5 separate regions of the Homo sapiens genome follow, and all the other regions are linked to region 1. Evidence: chromatin contacts called from ENCODE Hi-C or POLR2A ChIA-PET data. All regions are on one chromosome and are shown on one strand. The core of a region is the stretch at or near the end of the contact, and the rest is flanking DNA. Distances in the headings are between cores, read along the strand shown.

Evidence for each region. A loop is a pair of places that touch in the nucleus more often than their neighbours do. ChIA-PET counts read pairs that join two places held with the same protein, here RNA polymerase II (POLR2A). Pooled maps may share reads with other maps.
Region 2: a loop to region 1 is called in a map with no recorded cell type, with 17 times the contacts of the local background. The contact joins two enhancer-like sites. A Hi-C loop is called at or near these places in 3 of 168 maps with a recorded cell type or tissue (GM12878, IMR-90 and adrenal gland), 22 of 37 single-sample maps with no recorded cell type and 8 of 50 pooled maps. POLR2A ChIA-PET finds 5 or more read pairs at or near these places in 1 of 52 experiments (AG04450).
Region 3: a pooled map shows a loop between it and region 1 (7-fold over the local background). The contact joins two enhancer-like sites. A Hi-C loop is called at or near these places in 4 of 168 maps with a recorded cell type or tissue (PC-9, gastrocnemius medialis and psoas muscle) and 7 of 50 pooled maps. POLR2A ChIA-PET finds 5 or more read pairs at or near these places in 1 of 52 experiments (MCF 10A).
Region 4: a map of PC-3 shows a loop between it and region 1 (2.7-fold over the local background). The contact joins two enhancer-like sites. A Hi-C loop is called at or near these places in 3 of 168 maps with a recorded cell type or tissue (GM12878, PC-3 and pancreas), 12 of 37 single-sample maps with no recorded cell type and 8 of 50 pooled maps.
Region 5: a map of Calu3 shows a loop between it and region 1 (4-fold over the local background). The contact joins two enhancer-like sites. A Hi-C loop is called at or near these places in 1 of 168 maps with a recorded cell type or tissue (Calu3), 5 of 37 single-sample maps with no recorded cell type and 2 of 50 pooled maps. POLR2A ChIA-PET finds 5 or more read pairs at or near these places in 2 of 52 experiments (AG04450 and WTC11).

Annotation. Positions count from the first base shown.
Region 1 is chr1:59,696,011-59,698,710 of GRCh38, forward strand. All of the region lies in intron 14 of FGGY (FGGY carbohydrate kinase domain containing), which reads left to right. Among named protein-coding and RNA genes, the nearest start is that of MIR4711, 36 kb to the right of the region's middle. Within about 2 kb of position 1,266, at least 3 of the 41 ENCODE cell types and tissues checked have a DNase peak (open chromatin) inside an H3K27ac peak, as active enhancers do.
Region 2 is chr1:59,353,610-59,356,309 of GRCh38, forward strand. All of the region lies in intron 4 of FGGY (FGGY carbohydrate kinase domain containing), which reads left to right. Among named protein-coding and RNA genes, the nearest start is that of FGGY, 58 kb to the left of the region's middle. Within about 2 kb of position 1,287, at least 10 of the 41 ENCODE cell types and tissues checked have a DNase peak (open chromatin) inside an H3K27ac peak, as active enhancers do.
Region 3 is chr1:59,408,676-59,411,408 of GRCh38, forward strand. All of the region lies in intron 5 of FGGY (FGGY carbohydrate kinase domain containing), which reads left to right. Among named protein-coding and RNA genes, the nearest start is that of FGGY, 110 kb to the left of the region's middle. Within about 2 kb of position 1,362, at least 2 of the 41 ENCODE cell types and tissues checked have a DNase peak (open chromatin) inside an H3K27ac peak, as active enhancers do.
Region 4 is chr1:59,332,404-59,335,145 of GRCh38, forward strand. All of the region lies in intron 2 of FGGY (FGGY carbohydrate kinase domain containing), which reads left to right. Among named protein-coding and RNA genes, the nearest start is that of FGGY, 37 kb to the left of the region's middle. Within about 2 kb of position 1,333, at least 3 of the 41 ENCODE cell types and tissues checked have a DNase peak (open chromatin) inside an H3K27ac peak, as active enhancers do.
Region 5 is chr1:59,222,034-59,224,733 of GRCh38, forward strand. No RefSeq gene overlaps it. Among named protein-coding and RNA genes, the nearest start is that of FGGY-DT, 73 kb to the right of the region's middle. Within about 2 kb of position 1,397, at least 3 of the 41 ENCODE cell types and tissues checked have a DNase peak (open chromatin) inside an H3K27ac peak, as active enhancers do.

The DNA of each region.
Region 1 (2,700 bases), core at 16-2,515:
CTATGAAATCTAAAAATCATGGAAGTTCTGTGTATGCAACTTTCTAGAACATATTCCTTCTAAAAGTGAGAGAAATATGAACCAGCACATTGCTGTGAGTTCTGCTGGTTCAAAATTGGATGAGTTGCTGAATTCCATGGGCACCAGCAGCCAAAAATGGAGATAAAATAAGATCAAGTGTCATCTTCCAAAATGTACAGACATACCACCAGTGACATTCAGGCATTCTACGTCCTGGTTTATAGACACCCTTTTTCTAAGTTTTAATAGATACTAGAAAAGTACCTAGCATTAAACCTGGGTTTTCATGAACATTTTTCCCTAGAAAATTTTAAAAAGAAAGAAAAGTTTTTTTCCCAGGACTTAAAGAAATATTTTATGACTAATCAATACTATAGGTAGTACTTGAGAAAAGAAAATAATTGTGAAGATAGGACCTGAATTACTAAAATGTGTGAAATAGTACGATAATATGTATAAAAGTGCCTCATGCATAAAAGGCCCCAGTAAATGCTTTCTTCCTCCCTGATTCACATGGTGAGCAAGTGGCGGGGGCCCAGGACTAAACCTCATAGCATCAGACTCCCAGTCCAGTGCTCCTTCCAAGAGGCCTTTCAATTGTTTTCTTTCTGTCTACCTACCTCACACTGTGTCCTTCATCTCTCTGTCTAGCCCCCAGGAAAAGTGCAGCAAGTGCAGGTATTTCTGAAATGACGAGTGGCTCGCAAAAAGGATCTGATGAGTGTTAATAGTAAGCAATGTGTACCTAAGAGTGTAGACACTATTAGCATTTGGAAAAATAGGAATCTGAACTGAGAACTGGAAGGGCCCTTAGAGATCATCCCACACAAACCCTCTTTTTACAGATGAGGAAGTTGAGACCCAGAAACGGGAAGTGCTTTGTGCATGGCCAGAGAGCTCGTTGCTGATCAAACCAGGACAAGCATCCATATGAAACACGCAAATGTAAAATTACATGAAAAAAAAAAACCCTTTACCTCCAGATGTACTGCTTTCCAGAAAAGTGGCGAGGAAATACCACAAAAATACCTTTACTTCAAAAAATTTGAAAATGTTGAAGGTCATGCTTCATATTGTGCCAGGCAAGAGAACATTGTACATAATTGTAAATCACCATTGGAGGAGGTGGTCCTGGTTGTATTCTTTTGTTTGTTTGTAATACACATAACATAAAATTTATCATCTTAACCATTTTTAAGTGTACGGTTTGGTGGTATTAAGTTCATTCACATTATTGTGCAACCATCACCACCATCCATCTCCGGAACTCTTTTCATCTTGCAAAACTGAAACTTTACCCGTTAAACAATAACTCTGCATTGCCCCCTCCCCCAACCCCTAGCAACCACCATTCTACTTTCTGTCTCTGTGAATTTAACTACTCTTTAGATACCTCATATAAGTGGAATCATACAGCATTTGTCTTTTGTTGACTGGCTAATTGCATTTAGCATAATGTTCTCAAGGTTTATCCATGCTGTAGCACGTATCAGAATTTCCTTCCTTCTTGGTTGTATTCTTAATGCAACATAGCTTGTTCTCTGTGATCTGCTGATTATAACCATCGTCGCTGTGAAGACTTTGGCGTGCTTAACATTTTTGTGACTTCTTTCCAGTGGGGGAAATAGATAGCTCAGTTGTGGACGATAGCAGCAATGGGAAGCAGTATTTGAGAAGAAATCAGACTCTCTTCTTCCAGTCTTTTGCAAGTAGGTGACACAAGAGGTAAACAGAATTGCATGCTGTGCCCCTCCACATCACCCCCTATTTTCTTTGTTTCTTCTGCCCAAGGCTTCAGTCAATCAGAGAAGCAATGAGAGTTGAAGATTTTAAAAGTGGGTTTTCAAATAAGACAAGCTTGGGTTCCAGTCCTACCTCTGAAACTTACTAAATATGTGATCTTGGGTAACGTGATTGAACTCTCTGAGCCTCAGTTCTGTAATCTGTACATAGAGATAATAATACTTTTATCAAAAAAGCATGTCTTTTTTTTCCTTCTGATTGATGAGATGCTTTCTGTATTTTTTCTGGATTTAAACATAGTTTCCAAAGTTAAAATATTAATAGTACTTTTCCCTGTCCCATTGGGTTGTTTAGAAATGTAATGTGATATATGACATTTTGGCCTCTCTGAGATGTCTTGTTCCAGCCCAAAGATTATTAGGGAACCTCATGTCATTTGAAAGGGGAGAAAGATAATTTATTGATAAGGTTCTGCATGTCATATGTATCATTTTTTTCTCATCAAAAACACTGAGTAGAACTCTATTATGATACTTGGTCCTTTACTTCATACTTTTCTATCTTCCCAGCTAGTCAGAACCATGCCCACCCCGCAGTTCCCACCCCTTGGTCAGTACCTAGCATTATGCCCAGAAAAACTACAGATGCTTCTTCACACTCCCCTCCAACCCCCACACCCCCATTACCAAAGTGTTTCTATAATGCTCTGGGAATCAGCATCTCAATTCCCCCATGGCCTCATGGTTAAACATACCATTCATTCGACCTCTCAACTGTGACAAAGAAGGAAGCCTGGGTGTAGAAACTGATTTCAGCTCCCCTCTGAAGTTGGGCGTCTCTCTTTGCTGACCACTTGGGAATTTTTTTTTCTTGCTTCTGACCCACCTCTCCCCTTTCTTTTGATAAACAGGACAGCTGTCCCCAAAGGGATGAATC
Region 2 (2,700 bases), core at 37-2,536, 340 kb before region 1:
CCCTTGACATTTACCAGTGCCGCCAGTCTCAGAATGTTTTTACTTCACAAGAGTTATTTTATTTAATCTTTACAGCAGTCTGTGGGACAGATATTATCTCTTTTTATATTACCAGATGAGGAAACTGAAGCTCAAAAAAGTTAAATAACTTACTCGTGGTCTCATACTATGTAAGCAAACCCATGTCAAGAGCCACACCATTAGCTCTGTTCCCTCATCTGCTACCTTATGGGAACCTGTGCACTTTCAGTGTGGGAATCCAGAAGTGGTCTCTGCCACCAAGAAATTACAGTCTAGTTAAAGAATAAAGATACAGAGCAACCAAGCAGTAAGAGCAGAACAAGAAAATAGATGAAAATAAGAGCTAAAGCGTATGTAGTGCTTGTTAATACATCTGGTACTTTTCTAAGCATTTTACCCATGATAATTCATTTATTTCTCACAGCTACCCTATAATTATTGTATTTTTCTTTTCTTTTCTTTTTTTTGAGAGGGTCTTGCTCTGTCACCCAGGTTGGAGTACAGTAGCACAGTCTTGGCTCATTGGAACCTTTGCCTCCCAGGCTTGAGCGGCTCTCCCACCCCAGCCTCCTGAGTAACTGGGACTACAGGCACACACCACCATGCCCAGATAATTTGTGTATTTTTTTGTAGAGATGAGGTTTTACCATGTTGCCCAGGCTGGTCTCAAACTCCTGAGTTCAAGTGATCCACCCACCTCGGCCTCCCAGAGTGCTGGGATTACAGGTGTGAGCCACTGTGCCCAGCCTAATTATTGTCTTTTACAGATGAGGAAACAGGCACAGAGACTTTAAGCAACTTGCCCAAGGTCACTCAGCTAATAAGTGGCAAGGCTGGGATTTGAACTTTGGCATTTCACATCCAGAGTACGGGCTTATCACCATTTTGCTCTACTGCCTCTTTCAGCGTTTGCTTTGCAGGCTTTGCATAAACTAGTTTAGGGAAGAAATTTGTGGGTGATGGCTTCGGGAGGATCTGAGGCTGTGAACAATGGTCAGTAGCTTCATTGTTTCATTTAAGAAATACTGAGTGTCTCCTGTGTGAGAGGCACTTTGCTGGGCGCTGGAGATGCCAAGGTGAATGAGTGGGATAAGGGCCCTGGGGTAGGCTTCTGGGAACTTAGAGTCTAGTGTAGAGAGGCAGAAAATAGACACACACAAAGTAATTTTGTTTTCTGGAAAATGCTACGAAGGAAAAACACAGATGAACAGATTTGGCATAGCGAGTGTGGGCCTCTCTTGGGAGTTTTTGTTTGACCTGAATGATGAGATAGGAAGGAGGAGCAACAGATTCACTGTGGGGGAGGAAAGCACCTCATGAGATCAGCAAAGGAGGTCAGCTGGGCCAGGAGGGTATGAGCAAGGCACAGAGGCGTAGGAGGGGGTTTGGCGAAGTGGGCAAAGGCTGCTGCATGCAGCCTTGAGGCCAGGGGCAGGAGTTTGAGTTTTATTCCAAGATCAGTGGGAAATGGTTGATGGGCTTTAAACATGGGTGTGACACAGTATGTTTTATGACCTTAAAAAAATCATTCTGGCATATGTGCTAGGTAGATAGTAAATATTTGTATAGCAACAACAAACTTCATACTGTTTTTTTTTTATTATTATACTTTAAGTTTTAGGGTACATGTGCACAACGTGCAGGTTTGTTACATACTGTAATGTTAAAGGGAAGAAAAGTTAGAAGACTAATGAACAGTCTTATAAATACATTTGTTTAAAGAAACTATCAGTATGGAAAAAAAGACTGGCCATATACACACAAGAAAACATTAATACTGGTACACTGTTCATGGTTGGAAGAGTTTGCTACTGTTTTAGCACAATGCTCATGCTTTTATTACTTAGTAATTTTCCATTCAAAGCTTGTAGTCATAGCTAACCTTTCTGGTTGACAACACTTCATTATTGAGCAAGGGATTTTTTTTTTTTCTTTTTGGGCTTATTTTCCTAAAAAGCAACATGCTAGGGACTTCACAGGCAGAATTTTATCTCTGCCCTTTAGTGACACAGTGTAACAGCATGCTGTTTTACTGTATCTGTGTGGCAGTATGAGGAAACCAAGACTCAGAGGACTTAAGTAGCATCCCCAAAGCTACACAATAGTAGGTTGTAGAGCCCAGATTCTCACCTAGTCCAGTCTGCCTCCAGCTCCTGGGATCTAACTATTGCCTCTCACTGCCTGCTTTTAAAGGGCACTCATTTCTTCCCACTTGCCAGGGCTACAGGCTGGCAGACCACTGGCTGAATCTGGTCCCCAATCAGGTTTAGTTTGACCTACCATGTGCTTGGAAAAAAAAAATAAACAATTTTAAATTAGTTTCCAATATTTAAAAATTGAGAAATTTTATCTGAAAATTCAGATTATTTATTTTCCTGAATAAATAATGAAAGAACTTGGCAATACAGGGTCCACACTTCCATGCAGAAGGGAACGGCTGGAGCTGAATAGGGGCTGCCTTCTTTAGAAGGGGTCGGCATTCTTCATTTTGCAGCAGTCCTCACCCAGCCTGCTACACTCATTTCCTTTTTCAGCCCTACCCCTCTGAGCACTTGAATTTGAGACTTAGGCTGTGGGAATTTGTTCAAGGAATCTGTCATTACTTTTCCTCTAGCAAGCGCTTAGAGAAATGGAAAGGCATTCCAGATGGCGAATTTCTTGGTCCAGGGCTCTCATGAT
Region 3 (2,733 bases), core at 112-2,611, 290 kb before region 1:
TTTTTTCCCCAGAACTGTTTATCCTCACTCCAGACATGACCCTTGGAAAGGTGGCAGAAAAAACAAACGGCTGGTGTGTTTTGGGGCAGTCTGCATTCCTTTTAACTCTCTGAGACCAGGCTTATGCATGGGCTTTCAAGCTATTTGTCCAGAGGCCCAACCACTTTGATTTCTGCTTGAAAATTAGCCTGTTGTTCAAGCTCAGGAGAGCTTCCACAGAGCTTTCTTGGGTTCGCGAACTAGAGATCTATGAAGTGTTTGCTTTTATTTGTAACTTTAACCACGGCAGCCTTAACTGGACTTTTGTTTTCTTATTTAACTTTTATCCATGTAACCTTAACCTAAGTTCTTTTTCAAATCTCCATCCTCCCCCATCTCACAATTTCTAATCCCTCTTTTGTCCTTAGATTTTTCCTTCAAAGTCAGGATATGACATTTATATCTATGCTTTAGGAAGTATCTGAAAGCTAACATACACATAGAATTATGATTTTTTTCTTGGGTTGCTTAGGAGGATTAAACAAAGGTTTTAGAAGGCAGAATTCAGAAAAAAATTGATAGAAGTTGTGCTGCAGCTTGGAGGGGAGTGTGGATTTTAGAAAGCATAAGGACACTTTCATTTGTCCCTTTCATATGGACTTTTATTTCCTCTGCGAGAGGCCCAGGGGCCTGGCCTGTGGATGGTTTAGACAGGAAAAGACTGAAGGGATAACTGCTTCCAGACCTTCAGCCTTGAATGTTCAGCCATTATTCAAGCCGTTGAGAAAGGGAGCAAGAGGCATAAGGAGGCTTCGGGAGTTTCCATGCAGCTTCTCTGAGTTCCAGCTTGTGTGCATTGTTCTCCAAATGTGTCCCCAGCACTACTGAAAGGACTTTCATACCTCAACTAACCCTTATTGCAAGCCTGTGAAGGAAGAGTTTTTTATATATATATATATATATATATATAAACAGACAAGGCAACTAAAGCTCTGGGAGGTTACAGAAACTTAAGGCCTAAGTAGGGTTACATTGAGACCAGATTAATCAGTTAGTAGATTGTCTTTCTATTTCATCATGTGCTTCATTTCCTCCTTGGTTTACATGACCCTTCTTTGGAAATTTCCTTCTGGTAATATCTTAGTTAAATGAAATAACTAAGTTTTATGGAGTATCCATTATGTGTTAGGCATTGTTTTATGCAATATGCATCTATGTAGTGCACATTCTGATAGGAACCATGTGAAGAAGGTGTATTACCTCCATTTTAGACAGGAAATCCCTGCAATACAGAGGGTTAGGTAATTTGCTCAAGATCACACAGGACACAGTAGGTGACACCAGGATTTGAGCCCAGGTCTGATTCCAGAACTTATGCCATGCCCACTACACCAGCCGTCCTTATTAAGAGGAAGGCCATTGGTATGAGGCCACTTGAAATAGACATGGTAGATATGTGGCAATCAATGCAAAGGTATTGTCTTTCATGCTCTGTTGCAATCTCATTTCATTTCTAGCATTATAGGTATTTAAAGCAGAGGTAGGCTTGCTTTCTTAGTTTCAGTTTTCTGAGAAACAAAGATAGTAACAACAATGATGATGGATCTTGTTACCATATGTGAATATCTGTGTGTACTAGGCACGGTACTTGGTCTTTACACATGTTCTTCTAGGTTAACCTTATGACAACTCTGTGAAGTTTTCTCAAATTTATATCTGAGAAAGCACTCAGAAAGGTTGAGTCACTTGCTTGCCCACATCACACTACTAGTAAGTGGAGGAGTGAGGATTTGAACCTAAGACCTCTTACAATAAAATTATGTTCTTTCCACTCAGTATATGGGACATGTATCCCTGGGGGCACATGTGAGAACTATAATTGGTCTGTAAGATTATTGATGATGGTATAGGGATAGGGTGTTAAAGAACATTGATGCCCATAGTGAAAAAGTAATTCCCTTTCACTTGTCCTACCAACCATCTGGTTACATGAAAGAGGAAGTCTCAGTTAGGTGCCAGTATGCCTTTTACAATTCTAACAGAGAACAGGGCTCAGACTCTGAGGCTCGGGCAGGTAATTGAATCTAGAAGACCATGGTGACGTTCTTTTTGTTTTTATTGTATTTTAATATCTTCTCATTAAAAAATATTATAATGTGTTCATATATACAAAATAAATGTAATGTATATATAAGGTTAAAAGAATAATATAATGAGTATCCATGTACCTATCACCTATTGAAGCATTAGATTAATTTTAGTTACTATGGGAACCTTCTGTGTCACTCTTCCCATCCCAACTTCTTTCTTTCTCTCCTACCAACATCTTACATAATCACTGTATAACTATCAAAATCAGCCAGTTAACATTCACATAATACTATTACTCAGTCTACAGACTTTTTGCTAGTTTTGCCAGTTGTCATACTGTTTCATTTCCTGGACCAGAATCTAGGATCACACAATACATTTACTAGTCATATCTCCTTTGTCTTTGGAATAGTTCCTCACTCTTTTTGTCTTTCATGACCATGACGTTTTTGGAGTCTGGTTAGGCATTTTGTAGAATGTCCCTCACTTTGGGTTGGTCTGATGTTTCCACAATATTAAATTCAAATTATGTGTTTTTGGCAGGGAAGCTACAGAAATGATGTTGTGCCTTTCACAGTGCATCACAGCAGGAGGCACATGATGCCGATTTATCGTATCACAGGTGATGTGAACTTTGGCCAATTTGTTAAGGTTGTGTCTTCC
Region 4 (2,742 bases), core at 83-2,582, 360 kb before region 1:
CACCAGGTCAAGCCCCAGAGGCCTTCTGGGTAGTGTGACTCTGACAGTCATCTTTCTGGGATGGTTTAGATGGTGTGGGGTGAGGGGTTGGGAATGGCGATGTTCCTCAGCTGTGGATGAGCATGATCATAAGGCATTTCCTTGTAAGGCTGGGGAAATAGTAGTGGCTACCTAGCTAGATCAGGTTTAAATGCATGCCACAGTTACTCTTCCAGTTTCTTGTGAGAGGTCTCTGTTTGAAAGATAGAGACGCTGAGTCTTTGTGACTGAAGGCCATGATTGTAATATTGAGCACTCTGTAGGTCTGTTGAGGGGATTCATAACATACATTGAAGAAAATATTTTCCTTGCTCCTACTAGGTTACTCCCGCCATGATTCTTAGAAAGATTTGAGTCTATCCAATTTTTTCTATTCCTACTCTTTTTGCTTGTCATTTTTATATGTGCTTACGTGACACAGAGAGCAAGCATGCTGTGCTTTGTACATAAAAACATTCCATGAACACAATAAGGCATTGAGTGCATTTCCTATCCTATTTTCTATAAAGGTTTACTGGTTTCAAAGTAATTTCAGACTCCACTGATCCCATTCAAAGCCTTTGATTCTTACTTGGGAGGTATCTCTCACTCAGGAAACTGAGGCTCAGAAAGTTGATGGAGTTAGTGCAGGATTACCTGACCTAGAAGTGGTGGAGTTGGCACCAGAAGGAAGTTCTTTGGACACCACATCCTGTGTTTGTTTCTACTCCCAAACTGCCTTGTGGTATGGAGTTTGAGTCATCTATATTTTCTCACCCAAGTCCTCTTTTGACTAACTGCAGACCTGTGTGAGATGGGCTTACCCAAGTCAGACATGCACTTTCTGGGCACAGAAGCCAATTGGGCCACATAGCAAGTAGAAGTTAGGGCTGGGTGATTGATTGATTGGTATCCCACATGGAAAGATTTGAAGCAACTAATTTGCTCTAATATAAACTGCTACTTACTGTGCACTGATGCCAGATGTTGAGCTCATCACACCTTATTTTGCTGAATTCTCATATCATTGGGAGATGCAGGTTTAGGTAATAGTTTTGTACTGCCAAGGAAGCTGCTTATCTGACTTCACAAAGTTATATAACTCGGAAATAGTAGAACCAGATTTCAGACTCAGGTCTTCTGCCCCCAAAGTCGCTGATTTAACTACTATCCAGTGATTTCCAAGCCAAGTTGTAAGGACATTCCAGGCAGAAATAGCCATACCTGTAAATGCTATAGAAACATGAACCAGCAAAGCAAGAGAGGAGTTGCAATGGCTAGAATTGTGTAACTTGCCTTCAGCCACGTAGCCATGGTGGCAGAGCTAGGATTTGAATTCAAGTCTTTGTGACTCATTGTCATGAGGCCATACTGCCTGTCAGGAAATGGGTTTGGTCCTCACACTGTAAGTCTAGATAGATCAGTGTGGTGAAGGCATCTGGGTATTCACTTGGTACTGTGGGTCAAGGTACTACCAGCAGTCACAGATGGGTCAGCAGCAAGTGTTCTCTAGATCACATGTCCTTTCCACAGGATGAGTCTCTTGGGCAACAGGAAATTATCTGATGACAGAGGTGAGCAGTATGGTATAATGGAAAGAAAATAGACACTGAGTTTGAATTCTGGCTCTGCAATCTACTGGCTGTGTGACAAGTGCAAGTTCCTTAACCTCTCTGTGCCTGCTGTTCACCCTTTCCCTCGCCAATCATCCACTTCTTTTATTTTGTTTTATTTTTTTTGAGATGGAGTCTCATTCTGTCGCCCAGGCTGGAGTACAGTTGCATGGTCTTGGGTCACTGCAACCTTTGCCTCCTGGGTTGAAGCAGTTCTCCTGCCTCAGCCTCCCTAGTATTTGGGACTACAGGCACATGGCACCACACCTGGCTAGTTTTTGTATTTTTTAGTAGAGATGGGGTTTCATCGTGTTGGCCAGGCTGGTCTCAAACTCCTGACCTCAAGTGATCTTCCCGTCTTGGCCTCCCAAAGTGTTGGGATTACAGGCGTGAGCCATTGCACCCGGCCCCCACTTGTTTTTCATGAAAAACTAATATTAAATGTTTCTTTTGGAGGGCTTTGTAAGGATTAAATAATATGTATGTCAAACATATGGCACATAGTAGATGTTCAATATATGGCAATGCTTTATTAATATGACTTGAAAAAAATTACTGCTTTTCTTTTTTGGACATTTCTCATAATTATGTGAAGCTCTTGTTTGAGGAACATGTTAAATAGTAAGAAATGGAATTCTAAATTATAAATCTGGTATTTCCAAACAGGAAAAAAATAATTATATATTTTAAGGTGAATTTCACTAAATGAGGATGGACATTTTTGAGTTGACTTTTATGGGATTTAAAAGGTTGTAGTCATGTTTTAAGTTAATAGAAACTGGTCGCTCATGCTTTTTCTATAAAGGAAACCATAGAAACAAAAATAAAAAATAGAATTAATCGATAAATCTATTATTCTACAACTTTAAAAATTATACAAACAAGTGTAAAATCTATATCCTCCTCCTGCAGTTCCACCCTCAGGAGCAACCACTATTAACAATTTGTTGCATATTCTTTTTTTTAAAACCTTACTAATATATCATGGATGTCTTTCCATTTTATCTTTCATAGCTCAACTCGTTTTAAAAGTATTTAACAGCTTGATGTATGATTTATATATCATAAAATCCAGCCATTGTAAATGTATAATGCTGTTATTTTGTAAATT
Region 5 (2,700 bases), core at 147-2,646, 470 kb before region 1:
ACTGATATTTTACAGAGAATAGATTATTAGTAAGACAGAATAAAGACATACAGGCTGTAACAGCACAAAAATCCATGGAAGGTTGCTGAGAAAGTTGGTCAGTGTTGACAGGAAAAATGCTGATTTGGTGTGTTGATACACCTAAAACTTTATAGATCTAACGCTGCCCCTCCAGGTTGAAGCTCAGATTCCAGGCAGAGAAAGAAGTAGAGGTAAGAAGTGGGTATAGAAAAAGAAGGGGAGATACAGAGAGGAAGAAAAGCCTCAAATGTCTGTGTGAATTGGGCTCAGAAGTGGAAGATAGTGAAATGAAAAATAAATGCTTCACACCATCGCTATGTATTACCAGATTTAAAAAGGATTTTCACTCTGATTATGATATACACCCACAAGCTCTTCTAGATCTTTTGTCCATAACTAAGACCAGCTTTTGCTGGGCACTGCAGATACTGACATGGATTAAGATGCAGTCACTGGGCCAGGCGTGGTGGCTCATGCCTGTAATCCCAGCACTTTGGGAGGCCGAGGCAGGAGGATCACCTGAGGTCAGGAGTCTGAGACCAGCCTGGCCAACATGGTGAAACCCCATCTCTACTAAAACTACAAAAATTAGCCAGGCATAGTGGCACATGCCTGTAATCCCAGCTACTCGGGAGACTGAGGAAGGAGAATTGCTTCAACCCAAGAGGTGGAGGTTGCAATGAGCTGAGATTGCACCACTGCATTCCAGCCTGGGCAACAGAGTAAGACTCTGTCTCAAAAAAAAAAAAAAAAAGCATTACTCTTCTAGGGTCACTCACAGTCTAAGGGAGATGGCAGACAAGCAGATAGAGAAGTGTAAGGGAGGATGGCTGTGATGATAAGCCGTGCACCATACCCAGACATGGACTTTCAGGAAGACTTCGCAGAGGAGGTGTGATGGCTGGGGAAATTAGTTTTTGAAAGATGGGTTGGTGTTATCCAGACAATGAAAAGAAGAGGTAATAAGACAAGAAGAATAAAATCCTTTTTGGCAGAAGAATCAGCTTGTGAAAAGAGCAAGGGGCATGAAAAATTTGTGGTAGTTTATTATGGTTGAAGAAAAGGTATGAGTGAGAAGGACAGACAGGAACTACGGCAAGAACTAGATCATGAGGGACCTGTGTGCCAGACTAAGAGTTTAAACTTTATTCTGAATGCTATGGGGAGCCACTTAGAGAATATTCCACGGAATTGTGATCTTAAGTCACTGAGATGGAACTACTGGAATTTCTTGGATGCCTCCAACAGCTTACCTCTGGGTCCTAGTTTCTGATGTCTGGCCTGAAATTCATGCAGTCTTTGGCTTCATTCTTCGCTTTGGGATCAGAGGATGGACTCATTTCCATGGTGCTGGGCCACTGGGTGGAGCCTTTATAGGTGGGGCCTTCCAGAAATGGGTGACACCCATGATGTCAGAGGGGTTGGGCATGGGGGGAATGGAATGGGGTGTAAACAGCTGCTATCACTATCCCCCCTTCTTTCTTAGTGAGAAAATACAAACCATTTCCCATGCTGCTGAGCAAGGATTCCTTTCAGTTCTGGAGAAGTTCACTCTTTTTTAAAACCCAGATTATTTATAGAGACTGCAGAGTTGTGAAAAGACCTCAAGCTTCATGGTCAAGGGATCTAGATTTGAATCCTGGCCTGGTTATATGCTGTGAGAACTTTAGCAAGCTAGTTACTTTCTCTGAGCCTTAGTTCCCTTAGCTTTAAGATGGAGATAATAATGTCTCTCTCACAGGGCTAATAAGAGCATCAGAGAAGAAAATATTCATAAATTTTTGGCACTACATATTAGTTCTTCCTCCAGATAATTTTCTTCTTGTGGTGTTTTTCTCTCTTATTGGACATCCAGGGCCCACTGAGTCCAGCTTTTCTACCCCAATGATAGAATTTTTAAAACATTACAAGAACATTTGAGTGTCATTGACCAAACTAAAAAAAAAGTGGCTAATTTCTTCGTTTATTTTAGTAAACTGCACTAAGTCAGGCATCATGGATTTATGAAGTTGCAAAGAACCTGATACTCAAAGTAGAAAGACCTGATCTACTATCTCTGTCTGCACCTTTGGCCAAGTCACTTTTCTGAAAAATGAAGTTCCTTCCAGTCTTGATGGTGTCCAGAACAAGCTAATAAACTATCAGATTCCAGGAAGTTCAGTTTACTGGGGGAACAGGAGGCTAAGAACCAAAGGGTGACCTCTTTATCAGCTAAGTTCTGTGAGTTTCCAAGCAGGCCTGCAGATAAGGAAGAAGAAATTCTTCCATGGGAAAAGAGTTAAAAAGTTTATGCTTCAAGAATGAATCTTAAAATATTCCAAAAATGTCAGAGAAGAAACATACCCCAGGGGACCCCCCAGGACGAGTGATAGAGGAGAACAGCTGGACTTGCCACATGCTGAGCCCTGTGCAGTCCCCAGACCGAATTTCAAAGAGCTGCTATGTATGGTGCAACACCAGGGTAGGCCTCCTCCTGTGTTGTATCTCTCCCTGCTTTCTAGGTGCAGAAGGCCTTTCCCAGGGCAAGCCTATTGACATTGTATCCAACTTCTGCTTAATACATAAGAGAGCTACCTTTGGAATCACACAGACATGGATTCAAAACCCAATTCTGCCACTTACTGTGTGACTTTGATGAGTTAGTACATCTCTCTGATCTTCCATTTATTCAACTATCAA